Regions from separate parts of the Homo sapiens genome. Here region 2 is linked to region 1. A link is a contact called in ENCODE Hi-C data. All regions are on one chromosome and are shown on one strand. Each heading gives the region's core, a stretch centred on a gene start or an enhancer-like site at or near the end of the contact. The rest is flanking DNA. Distances are from core to core; before and after follow the strand shown. Region 1 holds the start of OR4C11 (olfactory receptor family 4 subfamily C member 11). Region 2 holds the start of OR5D3 (olfactory receptor family 5 subfamily D member 3).

Region 1 (7,563 bases), core at 2,531-5,030:
TAGGGTCCACAGAAAGGCAATCTTAAGGCCAGGATAATCTGAGCTGTAGAGTGTATTAAAGACCCTATCCAGGCAAGAACAATCAGGATGATGCAGACCTGCTGGCTCATGATGGTTGGGTAACGCAAGGGCTTACAGATGGCCACATAGCGATCAACAGCCATGAGAATGAGGACAAAGATCTCCATGCAGCCAAATAAATGTAGTGCAAAGACTTGTGTCATGCACTCATTGTAGGTTATAATTTTCTTTTCAGAGAGAGCATCCACAATTAATCTAGGGGCTGTGGAAGTTGAAAAGCAAGAATCTGCAAAGGACAAATAAAATAGAAAGAAGTACATGGGGCTTCCTAGTGTCCGGCTGGACTTGATGGTCACAATAATGAGCATATTCCCCACCACAGTTCCCATATAGAAAATTAAGAAGATTACAAACACTATTTTCTGCCTCAAGGGATCCTGTGTTAATCCTAACAGTATGAATTCAGGCACACTGTTATTTTGCTGCATTGTTTCAGTTGATGTGAAGAAACCACAGATTAGAACTAGTTAATCTGCAAAAGAAAAAAAGAAATAGATTCTAAATTTAGAGGTCAAATACATATTCTTGCAATGAAATTGCAACTTTCCAATGGCTTATTATTGACAATTCTTTGTATTTTTTTCTGAGTGAAATGGAATTCATAGTAACTATTCAATATATTTACCAAAATATTATTATTATTATTTTTGAAACAGAATGTCGCTCTGTCCTCTAGGCTGGACTGCAGTGGCATGACAAAATTACACATGAAAATAATACAATTAGAAATAGAAAAATAACTTAAAAGCAAATGATTTTTCAAACAAAGTAAACATTAATTTAGGGGTTTGGTATGAGTAGGTGTCTTCTGAGCTGAATGTGTTCCTTTAGCTTATAGCCAAGAATAATAAATATTTTGTACTGTGTTGCGGTAACAGATGAAAATGTACATGACTTACTACAATAGGCTTTCACATTATTTGAACCTGACAGTACCATTATAATATATTTACTTCCTAAATATACAGATCATTCTAATGATGTTGTTTAAATACTTGAGAATACCTTCCTTAATAAAATTTACATGTATGTGGGTGTGTGTGCACACACACACACATACACAGAGAAAGAGACAATAAACATAAAATTTTTGCAATGAGCAAAAAGTCAATCATTACAGTCCAACATGAGAATTATTTTAACCTCTTGCCTTGACTATCTTTATTTCCTTTTAATTTACCTCTGAAAATTTTCTAATTATTTTCAGTTCCAAATTCATCCTTTATTATTCAACTTTGTACTGCTTTGTTATACTGTGTTGTCCAAAGTTAAATTCGTCCATCTTTCCTTATTTTTCTGGGTTCTTCATAAAGTTTTCTTAAGAGACAAGTAGACACTGAGGCTAAAATGAGGAAAAAAGTGGAAGAATAATTGACACATAAATCAGGACATTCTTTCAAATTTCAGGTTTGCAGGTAAGCATCAGTGATTTAGAAAATGAGATCTATGCGCTCCAAGTCAGGACTGAAACTTTCAATAGAATTTTTAGTTTGTATGTTCTTATGAATCCCATATCCTGACTTCAAGAAAGAGAAGTTAAATATATAATGGGAATTAATATTTATTTGCATATTTCAAATATTGAACAAATTTTTCCATATACTTTTTCACATATATATTCCAAATAGCAACACAGTAAAAAATTAAAAGGGAAGTGTCAATATGATAAAATACATTTACAACACATTTGCCAGACAAAAGCATAGCTTTTTAAAATGTAAATTGATTTCACAGATAAGTTTCTGAAAAATATGACACAAATGAACATTGGAAAAATAACCCATCTTAAAAGAGACTGTTCTCCTTATTATAAAGATTATGCCTCTGGAAAGATGCTCAATTTCTTTCATAGTTAAATACATTCAAGTTAAAATTCCAGTTAGATAATTTTCACCTATCAGGTTAATAAAGTAATCCTTTTGATAAATGTCTTAACAAATAGTCTTGACAAAGGTGTGGGAAACCGTCAACCCTACAAACTTTTGGTGGGAATGTAAGTGGGTGCAACCTTCTAGAAAGTGACTTCAGTATCTATTATATGACAACCGGATATAGATATTGATCCAGTTATTCCGTTTCCTATAGACGCACTCATTCACAGAAACAAGGACAATCATTTTGCCTTTTTAGATGGTAGCAAGAGATAGGAAACAACTTTAGTGCCCATCAGAAGGGACATTAATGAATCAAGGATGATATTTTTACGCAAACATTAATAAGAATGAAGCAGATACAGATAGCTGTGTGTTTATATGCACACGCACGCACACACACACACACACAAAATTGTCCCTGACATATGGTGTAAATTGAAATGTAAGAGATTAATATTGCATGCTTAGAATTGTAACATTTTCCTTAACATCAGTACAATATATACTACACACACCTGCATATTTCTATACATGAATTATAGTAGAAGAGTATGAAAAAACTATAATGACTCTGAGCGGGGAAATTGCATTCTTGGCATTAGACATGGGAGAAATAACTACATTAAAAAATATTCACTTTGGTAGTATTTGACAATGTGTCATAATAATGCTACATCGAAAATAATGTTTTAAAAGCTTTACCTTGGGAGATGGGTTGTTATTCACCTTGTGATGGCATATCCCTGAGCCATCACAACTGTCTTGTTGTAGACAGGAATTCTAGTGGTATTCTTAGGGCTACATTAAGCCTCACAAATTTGAGTAAGTCAGATATAGCAGTAGTGTTGAAACTCAGGGCTCTGTAAATACAACATATGCAGACACACTGTCACTAACTGGAGATTCACTTCCTGTATTGAAGGTTTGTGAAAGCTCTTTAGCAAACAGAAATAAAAAATTGTATTTGTCTTCTCTGAATTAAGTATTATAAAAAGACACACACACATGCATGTATCTCCAGAATAGACATGAATAAGCAGGAATAAATAGATACAAATAGACATCATTACACATTTTTATAGTACTATACATTAGAATGAAGCAACATAAGAAAGGGTATTTTTATCTGTTCACTGCTGAATTACAGCACTTATAAAAAAGTAGGTTTTTGATATCTGTTGAATGAATCAAAGAATTAAGAGAAATTCTTATAGATCCAAATCATTAATGTTTTATACTATTTTATATTTAGCTGCATTAAGGAGAAGGAAGCCAGCATCCTACCGTGGGCGACATCATCACCTTCATGGAGCACTTCCTGGAACACCCCAATAGATTTTATTTCTGTTTGTTTATTATTTATTTTATTACTGCTCCTTGCAGAGCAGAGCTACCCTTAGGCAGTTTGCCCAGAGTAGGCTGTTTCTGTTTAATTATCTCCTACCCACTTCTACCAACAGCTCTTACCTGGTAGTGCCCATTTCCATCAAGAAATTCTGTGCATGATTTTTATTTCCATCTTTTCACTTTAGATTGTAAAGCACTTCTAGAAAAGTCCTTGAATTTCCCCACCTCCCACCAGTGTCTTGTATATGTTAGTTCCTGGCTGTTGTATTGATCAGATCCACCTTCTCTGAATGTTAGATACGACTAAGTTATTCTCCTATACAGACCTTACCAGCTTTGATAAGAGAGTATGCTATATTAGGATGTTCAATTGCCCTCTTTTCTTCCCAATATAATTTGGAGGCTACTTATTCAAATGAGAATTTTAAAAGTGCTTATAAATTAATATATAACTATTCTGATACGAGGCTCTCTTTGGTCTCACAAAGAAGTTTACATCCCCATCTTAATGGTAGAAGGCAAACTAAATTGGTTCCAGATTCATCCAACACTTTCTGAAATCTACCCTCACGCAGGATTTTTGACTGGGAAAATTTTCTCTTTTGCCTTCCCAGGAGAAGTGCTTAATATGAATTATGCAAAATTTAAGAGTCTGGGGAATGTCATCCCCTCAAGTGTCCCTTTTGGAACATGAGCCAGATGTGATAGATAACTTAATCTTCAATTTGTCTTGGATTATGGAAAAAAGAGGTAGCCCACTCTTGCAATTAGAGGTGTTAATTTGAGTGATAAATGACGTTTTTGACTAGAATTAAAAATGGTCTTCTATCAACCAAATCTTTGTTTCTCATACCATTCTCCAATAAAGTGATCAAGGCTTCTTGAAGAAATGTTTGATTCTAGATTTTTAACTGAGAGTGTACAAAATAAATGAGCGTTTCACAGCGGTGGAAATACAGAAGTGCTAAAACATGCACACAAACGGTGATGGGGACACAGGAGTCAACTGAAACAGCCTACAACGGCCAAAGCTGTAAAAATTTTTAGCAACAAAATAAATAACACAGTTTTGAAATATAACCGTAATTGTAAAATATATACCGAAAAGTTCATCTTTATAAATAATTGAATACATAGTTAAATAAAATAGAATTAGAGGTTAACTACCTTTCATTTATTTTTTAGTTGATATGTAATAATTATATTTATTGGATATGAAGTGATATTTCCATATTTCTTTACAATGTTTAGTAATAAAATCAGGGTAATTAGTATGTCCATCACCTCAGATATTTATTTTATTTTTAATTTTTAAAATTTTAATTTTTACTTATTTTTATTTTTGTGGGTACATAGTAGGTATGTTATATGGTTTGTCTGTGTTCTCACCTAAATCTCATCTTCCATTGTAGCTCCCATAATCCCCATGTGTCGTGGGAGGGACCCAGTGAGAGGTAATTGAATCATGCAGGTGGGTTTTTCCTGTGCTGTTCTCATAGTAGTGAATAAGTCTCACAAGATCTTATGGTTTTATAAAGGGCAGTTTCCCTGCACAAGCTCTCTCTTACCTGCCACCATGTAAGACATTCTGTTGCTACTGCCTCCCCTTCCACCATGACTGTGAGGTCTCACCAGCCATGTGGAATTGTGAGTCCATTAAACTTCTTTTTCTTCAATAAACTACCTAGTCTTGGGTATGTCTTTATTAGCAGTGTGAGAATGGACTAACACTATATATATATATATATATATATATATATATATATATGGAGTATATGAGACATTTTGATGCAAGCATGCAATGTGAAATAAGCACATAAGGGAAAATGGGATATTCATCCCCTCAAGTATTTGTTCTTTGAGATGCAAATAATCCAGTTATACTCTTTAAGTTATTTTGAAATATACAATTAAATTATTATTGACTATAATCAACCTGTTGTGCTATCAAATAGTAAGTCTTATTCATTATAACTCTTTTTTTGTACCCAATGGCCTTCCTCACCTCCAGTTTCTGGTAATTGTCCTTCTACCCAAATGTCCATGAGTTCAATTCTTTTGACTTTTAGATCCCACAAATAAGTGAGAACATGTGGTGTTTGTCTTTCTGTGTCTGGCTTATTTCACTTAACATAATGATCTCCCATTCCATTCATGTTGTTGCAAATGACTGGATCTCATTTATTTTTATGGCTGAATAGTATATACACCACATTTTCTTTATCTATTCATGTGTTGATGGACATTTCAGTTGCTTTCAAATCTTAACTGTTGGAAACAGTGCCACAACAAACATAGGAGTCCAGATACTTCTTTGATACACTAATTTCCTTTCTTTGGGGTATATGCCCAGCAGTAGGATTTCTGGTTCACATATTAGCTCAATTTTTAGTTTTTGAATAACTCTAAACTTTTTCATGTGGTTGTACTAATGTACATTCACATCTACAGCATACAAGGTTTCCCTTTTCTCCACATCCTCACCAGCATTTGTTATTGCCTGTCTTCTGTATATAAGCCATTCTAACTTGGGTGAGATGATGATATCTCATTGTAGTTTTGATTTGCATTTTTCTGATGATCAGTGATGTTGGGCATTTTTGTTTTTTTGAGATGGAGTTTCACTCTTGTTGCCCAGGCTGGAGTCCAATGGTGCAATCTTGGCTCACTGCAACCTCCACGTCATGGGTTCAAGTGATTCTACCATTAAAGTGAAAATAAGGTAATTATAAGGGCAACTTTCACTTAATATAAAACTTCTGAATATTCCACTGATTTTGTACTTTACAATTTTACTACTTCCTTTACTCATTTATGATTTGAACTATAAGACAAATTGAGAAAATATGTTCAGCAAAACATGTTTTTGTTTTGTTTTCATTTTCTGCTTATTATCCCCTAAGCAGAATCATAAAATATGTGGTTTTTTTTTTGTTTTTTTTTTTTTTTTGAGACGGAGTTTCGCTCTGTCGCCCAGGCTGGAGTGCAGTGGCGTGATCTCGACTCACTGCAAGCTCCGCCTCCCGGGTTCACGCCATTCTCCTGCCTCAGCCTCCCGTGTAGCTGGGACTACAGGTGCGCGCCACCATGCCCGGCTAATTTTTGTATTTTTAGCAGAGACGGGGTTTCACCGTGTTAGCCAGGATGGTCTCGATCTCCTGACCTTGTGATCCGCCCATCTCGGCCTCCTAAAGTGCTGGGATTACAGGTGTGAGCCACCGCGCCCGGCCAAAATATGTGTTTTAATGGCAACAATTGTCCCCACCTGACTGTGTTTACATGTCTCTTTTACCTCTGCTAACAGTAGTGACCATTTGTAGCATGTTCCCTCAGAATACAGGATGGGGTTTTTAAAATGTATTATGGATTAAGCGTCTATGATGATCTGGAAAACAAGCCAGAATCCTAACTTAAGGAATGCACATTTTGCTAAAACAGAAGAAAAACTGCAAAATGATTTGACATCAAGGATGCTAAATGATTAGCATTAGACCAATAGAAATATTATACATTTCTATTAACTATAAGAAATATCCACATAAATATTCAGTAATGCAATTTGGGTCTTCTGGTAATCTGTCACTTTTCATTTTCTTTTCTTTTCTGTAGAGCTGAGGACTCAAAATACTTCCTCTTATGGCTGTCCTACATGACACCCCATTTTGCTTTGCTCTCAAGCCTGGGATACACCTCAGACTAAGTGAGAGTCAGGATATGGATACCAAACGGAATTACTTTTTTATCCAGAGAAAAACTGAATTTTCTGGATCTAAGACTTCTTTATTGAAAATTAGAAGTTTGGATATATTGAGCAATTCCCAGATTAATTTGTTCACCAATCCACTTCTCTGATGGTTATCTTTAAATCAGTTTGTTTTAGGTAAATAAATCTATCTGTAAAATAAACAATATGGTATCTTGTAAACAAGGACAGCATCAGTTGTAATAAAGTAAGGAGACCAACAACTTCTTGATCCCCACCCCAAATGCCCCAATGTATTGTAACTGTCATTTTACTGTCTACTTTTATGAAATCATCTCTTTTAGATTCCATATATGAGTGAGATCACGCAGTACTTATCTTTCCTGTTTTATTTCACTTAACATAATGTCTTCCAGGTTCATCCATGTTGTCACAAATGATAGGATTCTGAGAGGGTGAATGTTCAGTGCTCTCCCCACATGATAACTACATGAGGTAATGCATATGTTAATTAGCCAGAGTTATCGTTCCACTTTGTATGTATACTACAAAACATCA
Region 2 (7,563 bases), core at 459-2,958, 120 kb after region 1:
TGTTTCCTTTAGCTGTTTTGATCTTTTGTATGTTTACAAAAATTTTAGTTTTCTATTCTATTTTGTAAAAATAGAAAAGAAATCTAGATCTATGTGATTTTAATTGACATTGCATTAAATCATTACATATATTTGAGTAGAATTAACATTTTAACATTAAGTTTTCTAATCCATGACCATGGGATGTGAAGCATAAAATTAACAGAAATATGGAAATAATAAATGTTAGGAAAGAAATAAATGAGATAAGTAATATAAAAAACAATACAATAAATCAATAAAACTCAGGTTTTTAAAAAATATAAACATAATTGGCCAAATAATAGGTGGACCAAGAAAAAAAAGAGAAGACTCAAATATAATCAGAAATGAAAGAGGAAACATTGCATCTAACCGACCAATGCTATAGAAATTAAGGATCAAAATTGACTACTATAAACAATTGTATGCCTAAAAATTGGATGACTTATAAGAGATAAAAAAAAATTTTTAGAAATGTACAAGCTACAATAACTGAATCATGAAGAAATAGAAACTCTGAACAGATCAAAGACTAATAACAAGATTGAATCTGTAATCAAAAACCTCCCAACAAAGAAAATGCGGGACAAGACGGTTTCACTTGTGAATTCTACCAAACATATAAAAAGTACAAACACTAGTCTTTCTAAAAACATTCCAACAATTAAAGAAGTGAGAACACTTTGAGACTCATTTTATGGAACTGGCATTATGTTGATAACAAAGACAGACAAAGATACTACAAGAAAAGGAAACCACAGGCGAATATACTCAATGAACAGATTCCTATTGCTTTTCTATCTGTAGTTCCTTAGTTGTATCGTGTCTGAGACACCATCAGCTCTTTTGCCCTTGATTTCCCTATGTGCGATATGAGGTCCTCTGCAATGGAACGAGCTTTTTTCTGAAGACACGTTTAAAGGAGTGTTGCATGATTCCCTCTTCCTCACATGCAAAATACAACTATAACCTCAAATGTACCATGATGATGGCGAAACACAAGTAGAAAGGAACATGAGCCCCTGCATTACTAACATGTAGCAGAGATGCCCAATGTTTAGGAGTGCATTTTGGACCTGCACTAGTGAGAAATAAGTCTTTATTCTTTAAAAGCATGTTAGATAGAGTACCGAAATTAATGGATATATCATCCTTTCCATAAAGTGGCATTTTCCATAAACTGGTTTATTTTTAGAAACATGTAACCCAGTTTTTTCCAGATTCAACAGTCAGCATAAACATCTGAAGATCATTTAGCCATATTTAAAAAGGCAAACACAAATTGTTTTCTATTAAAAAAAACAATAGTGTGACTACCAAATGAAGTTTGTATTACTAACAAAGGATAAATAAAAGATGTAGCATTATTTAGTCAGCTCTGTATTTCAACATATAATAACATAAATATATCTTCATAAAAAGAGAAAATAAATTCAACATGAGGTAATGATACCTATCTCTGGACTATTGTTTTATAGCTGATTTTTCCCTTTCACATTTGTATTTTACACCTATGTAAAGTCAAGATATATTCACTATTACGATTAATTAAGTGAAGTTGGTAAGATAAATGTCAAGGGCTTTAGAAAGGCACTATACAAACAAGATATCACATGGGACAGTGTTATATCTAATTGCTCAAATGGTAGCCTCCAAGGCAATACTTCAGTGATATTCTCTAGTCACGAGGTCCCCAAGGCCTTGGGGGCAAATATTTGTGACACAGTTTGGTGCTAGGACTTAGTTTCTAGATGTGACCTTATCTCTGCTATCTATGAGTTTTCTTAATAGGTTGGGTAAAAAAGTAACATTTAAAATCTTCAAGGAAATATACTCTCGACACTCCTACTGTTGTTTTCAGGTTTGTTTCTATTAATTAAGTGCTAAGCGGGAGCATTATTGGAGTTCGTTAATTTCAGCAAAAGATCCTTCAGTAAATGAATCACTCAGATGCCTCTGTATTTAGGTGAGTTGATTTAGTTTTTTTAAAATTTTATTTCAGAAGGAAAATACTGAGTTCCGGTAATCTTAGTACCAGACAAACACACGTGTAGGTTGAAGTGCCCTCAAATCCACTTAGTTCATTCAACAAGCAGAGGACCTATGTTGTTATATCCTGATTCCTTCTCCCTTTCAAATGATATCAATTCTGATTTTCTCATTCGGCTCCCACCATGTACTCAGCAATGAAATCAATACTTTGGCAGATAAAGAAGAATAAAGCAAAATTGGCCTTATCTTTAAACTTTCTATACTTTCTGAGGAGATAAGCGAGACTAATAACCAAATCTGTAAATGATAGGATATGGTTTATGGTAACTGTGAGTTATAAGCACTAATGTTTGCAATATATACAGAGGAGAAGAAACAATGAGTAATCTTTACAAGAGTAGATGGTAAAATAAAGCATTATAAAAGTGAGAATAGATAGAAAGCAAACTTTATGTAAATGAGCATGTGCTTTATAATAACTTGATACATCTACCATGACTTTGAGAAAAATGTGTTAGTGGTAATGAGATTGAGTATCTAGATCTAAGCAGTTTGGGAAAATCCAGTCTGCACAATGCAGTTTTCATGCATTCATCAATAAAAAACATTTGGAATTGTTAAAGTCATTGGCTCTCAGGTTAAAGTGATTACAGAAAATTATTCTTGCGATGTTGCAAAGGACATTTCAAATTGAGGAGAGTGACTGGGAAATACAGTCATAATCTAGTTTTATAGTGTTAAGATTTTTATAAATAATTGTTTCAGGGAAATTGCTGAGTAATTGGTCCTTTTGGAAGATATCTTTCCTACAGGCACAAGCTTGTGGGAACTAGAGAAAGCTATTGTGTAATGGAAAAACATAAAGGAGAATGGGGAAAATATAGTTATGACTTAGACTAAAGCCACAAATAAAATTCTACAGTACTTCCATTTTGTGGGTTCAGGAAACTGATTCTCTGCATTGTATTCACAAATGTGTCCACATGTTGATAGCTGTCCCATATAGGCCTCATTTCAATAACTACTTAAGGTTTCTGAAACCACACTAATTAGCTATAATTCTAATAAATATAAAAGTGAATATCTAATATGCTTTATACTGTGTTTTATAACCACTACATTCATTAGCAATCTTTCTGCTTCCATTCTACTGATTTAAATTTTATATCATGAATATATTATCACATTTTACCATTGAGGAAATGCCTTGTGGCATCAAGGCATATTGAAAGAATACTATGGTGTCCTGTTTGAGATGGGTCTTCCTGACACTTATTCTTGGCAAAGCTTTAAACTTAAATCAAAAGGACAGAATGCAATTTTCCTAAAAACTAATATTTATTTGCAGTACTCAGTACTTTCATGTTTATTATTGTTTGTCACCTACCTGTCTTCTGAGATTTGCCACATCAGAAAATGAAAAACTTTTCATTTAAAATTACTTCAACTATTTTATCACTACAGAAACATACATCACATATTTTGTTGCAATAATCTTCTCATAAGTGATATAATACATCATTAAAAATAACATGAAAATTTTTTCAAGTTGAGTTCAACATGCATGAGAAAGATTAGCATATTAGTGTAACACAGCTCCAGAATGTGTTGAAAGTATTGGATTATAAGGAATGAGAAAGGTGTTAAAAATAAAACCACCAATAAACTGTTAAATTTACCATTTTACAGGAATGTTAACATTTTACAATTTGTTAAGAGTTGTAAGTTAACTGTCTCAAAGCTTTAGAGGTACAGCAGGAATGAAACTGTAGAAAAGTATATATTTCCTCCAACAGAAATATTTGCACTTATCTCAGATTCATGCAAACTTAGAGTGGCTCTTCTCATGAAGCCTGCTGTCTTATTATCTGAAATATAGGAAGGTATACCCTGTTTTGTTTTTCCTGTCTTAATTTTGTTTTTTATTATTCCATTCACAAAATAATCCTATTCACCTTGTAATTTTTATATAAGTACTCTACCTTTTGAAATAATTTGACAGTGGAAACCTAGAATTTTCAGCAACACTCTTAATAAAGACCCACTAAGTCTCTCAATATTTCTTCCTTTCTGTTTCTTATTGCACATATTGGCTTCTACTTCTCTGGATCAACTTTCTTATTTTTTTCTCACAGGATTCAAAAAAATCAGACTGCTGGAGTCACCTTCATCCTCTTGGGCTTCTCAGAATTTCCAGACCTTCAGATACCCCTGTTCCTGGTCTTCCTGACCATCTACACAATCACTGTGATGGGGAATCTGGGCATGATCATGGTCATCAGGATCAACCCCAAACTCCACACCCCTATGTACTTTTTCCTCAGCCACTTGTCCTTTGTTGATTTCTGTTATTCCACCACAATTACACCAAAACTGCTGGAGAACTTGGTTGTGGAAGACAGAATCATCTCCTTCACAGGATGCATCATGCAATTCTTCTTTGCCTGTATATTTGTGGTGACAGAAACATTCATGCTGGCAGCGATGGCTTATGACAGATTTGTGGCAGTGTGTAACCCTCTGCTTTACACAGTTGCAATGTCCCAGAGGCTTTGCTCCTTGTTAGTGGCTGCATCATACTCTTGGAGTTTAGTTTGTTCCTTAACATACACATATTTTCTGTTGACTTTATCTTTTTGTAGGACTAACTTCATTAATAACTTTGTCTGTGAGCACGCTGCCATTGTTGCTGTGTCCTGCTCTGACCCCTACATGAGCCAGAAGGTCATTTTAGTTTCTGCAACATTCAATGAAATAAGCAGCCTGGTGATCATTCTCACTTCCTATGCTTTCATTTTTATCACTGTCATGAAGATGCCTTCCACTGGGGGGCGCAAGAAAGCGTTCTCCACGTGTGCCTCCCACCTGACCGCCATTACCATTTTCCATGGGACTATCCTTTTTCTCTACTGTGTTCCTAACTCCAAAAGTTCATGGCTCATGGTCAAGGTGGCCTCTGTCTTTTACACAGTGGTCATTCCCATGCTGAACCCCTTGATCTATAGCCTCAGGAACAAAGATGTAAAAGAGACAGTCAGGAAGTTAGTCATTACCAAATTATTATGTCATAAAATGTAATGCTAGAAATATTAATTATTTATCCTTGAGAGCAGCACTGCAGTTGTTCAATAACTAGTCATTGCATGAAATTATGATAACCCTCCAACTGACAGTACAATATCTATTCACACTGATGTTTAGTAAAATAACTTTAAAGTTATAAATACTGTAAGTATGGAATCTCAGACCATTTAAACTAAATTTTTGATCGAGAATATTGTAATACAAAAGTTTTTGTGTTAGTATACGTTTATTGTGATTGTCCAGGTCAAATTTCAGTTCAATTTAAATCTTGCAAAATGTAAAAATTTTTGAGATGATCTGAAGAATAGTAGTTTATAATGAGGAAGTTTACCTGATAACATAAAATTACTATGATAAGAGCTGTTCAGTATAAAACACTATCTATAAAATAATTACAATTAATTCTGTATGGGCAACTTTGGCATTAGAAGATTTACAGACAAACAAAAATAAATAAGAAAATTATCTTCCTTACGAAGTCCAGAATCTGGTAAAGTTAAGTTATACTTGGTATTATAAATTATATTTTTCTTTATGCATGATAATAAGAAGATGGTAAATATTTTTGCAAATAAATGCCCATCACCCTAGTTCTGCCACTGATGCCAATATGATTGTGCATGTTATTTATTTATTAAAAATTTTATTGAGATAATTTTCTATTCATTTTCCTTTGTAAGAAATAATATAGAGGAATTCCAATTATCTTTTAACCAGTTTCCCCCTAAGATAGTACAATATAACAACCAGGATAATGATATTGAGATAATACACATACATTATTCAAGCATTAGTTATGTATTGATAAAAGAAATATTCATAAACTCAGTGATATCTAACAGTAAGCAATCCTTTCAAATAAGTGACTTGACTGGGGTAGCTCTGTTGATATCAGTTCGACCATTTGGGTGTCAAGAATGGGGTAACTAGATCAGCTACCTTTGGAACTAGAGACCTGTATGTATGTCATCTTCTTTGGACTCTTTGGCTGATAGTCTTTGTTGAAAGCAGAGCCACAATAGAGTATTCCAAAAATAAAAGCATACTTAACGTTCCTGTTTGGGTCTCACCTGTTAACATTTTATGAGTCAGAGAAAATCACGTCCAAGCCCCAAAGCAAGAGTTGAGAAAGTTATCTATTTCTTGTAGAACTGCAAGATTACAAGTCAAGAGTGATGGGTACAGGGAGAAATGAAAAACTGGGTTCAAAATTGATTGAAACATTTACATCTTTAAACACATTCTTCCTTGATAATGCCAGATAACTTTACTGCAGAAAACAGATAACCCATGGCTCTAATTGGTTTTAGAGAAGTTTTCAAATAATTGAAATAATTTGATTGCCTTAACCAAATGGCTGGTTGAGATTAAGTATAAGAACTTACATTTTCTCCTTGTGTCTTGCCAGTCATGATTAAGGCTTACAAGCACAGAATATGAAGTCAACCATGTGTTGAAGGTCCAATCCAAGCTGTTAAGTGATACTTGTTTCCCCTCAAGGTTTATCTTTATTTCCAAATAAAAATTCAATAACTTTTTACCTTAATGCTTTACACCAACTTACATGTCTATGCAACTTACTGTTTAGGAATATACAACAAAATTCTCAACACTTACAGAATACAGCAAAAGTAACAGAGGATTTACTTTAATTTTTAACTGTAGATAATGAGTCATAATTAAATGCTCTAGTCGAGTATTTTTAAAGCTGTGTGTATGTGTGTGCATATGTGTATAGTTTAATAAAGATGTTAAGGAGCACAAAAAAGGATTTAGAAAGTTTGAGTATGCATCGCAGAATATTTAGTATATTCAATAAGGTTTCCAGGATAAAGTTAGAATATACTATTTTTAAATATTGTTTTGGAAGATGTAAGCTGTAATTTGGTAGGTTTCTTTTAGTACAAAATAAAAATCAAAGAAAAAAAGAATAGTTGCTAATCCCTTTAATACAAGATTTTTTTATTTTGGTAAATGTTCATAAATGGGCAGTTTACACAAATATAATGCAATTTCCCCCCCAAATTCTCAAATTATACTTTCAGTGTGAAAGCAAACATGTTAACTGTGAAGATAAATACATTTTAGATAATGTAAGTGAGTTTGCTAATGGTCATATTAAGTGATAGCTATGGGCTATTTTTTTTCTACAAATACATTTGTATGCTGCTCTTCTTTTAAACTTTTGGATACAGTAGGTATAAATGTGACTTTTTTCCCATGGAGGGCTGTGGCAGGACATTTGCTATCATATGCACAATACTAAAGCAAGTTATATAGTTTAATGCTCACTTCTTAGTGGATTAACAACTATAAAAATTATATCTGGACCATTTTATGTAAATGTCAACTTTCATATTATGTTGACTAAACAAAGACGGCATCAAAGATTGTATTAGTGTTGGACAAATATATCATTACGTGATTATATTACATAACACTTTGCTTACGTGAGTGGTTTTTACT

Evidence for each region. A loop is a pair of places that touch in the nucleus more often than their neighbours do.
Region 2: a loop to region 1 is called in a map with no recorded cell type, with 2.1 times the contacts of the local background. The contact joins the promoter of OR5D3 here to the promoter of OR4C11 in region 1. A Hi-C loop is called at or near these places in 1 of 37 single-sample maps with no recorded cell type.

Annotation. Positions count from the first base shown.
Region 1 is chr11:55,603,865-55,611,427 of GRCh38, forward strand. OR4C11 (olfactory receptor family 4 subfamily C member 11) reads right to left here and starts at 3,781. Exons shown (of 4, transcript NM_001004700.3): 1 at 3,423-3,781; 2 at 2,658-2,815; 3 at 1,262-1,423; 4 at 1-553. The coding sequence starts at 509.
Region 2 is chr11:55,722,068-55,729,630 of GRCh38, forward strand. OR5D3 (olfactory receptor family 5 subfamily D member 3) reads left to right here and starts at 1,709. Exons shown (of 2, transcript NM_001396059.1): 1 at 1,709-1,987; 2 at 4,149-7,554. The coding sequence starts at 1,959. The coding sequence ends at 5,091.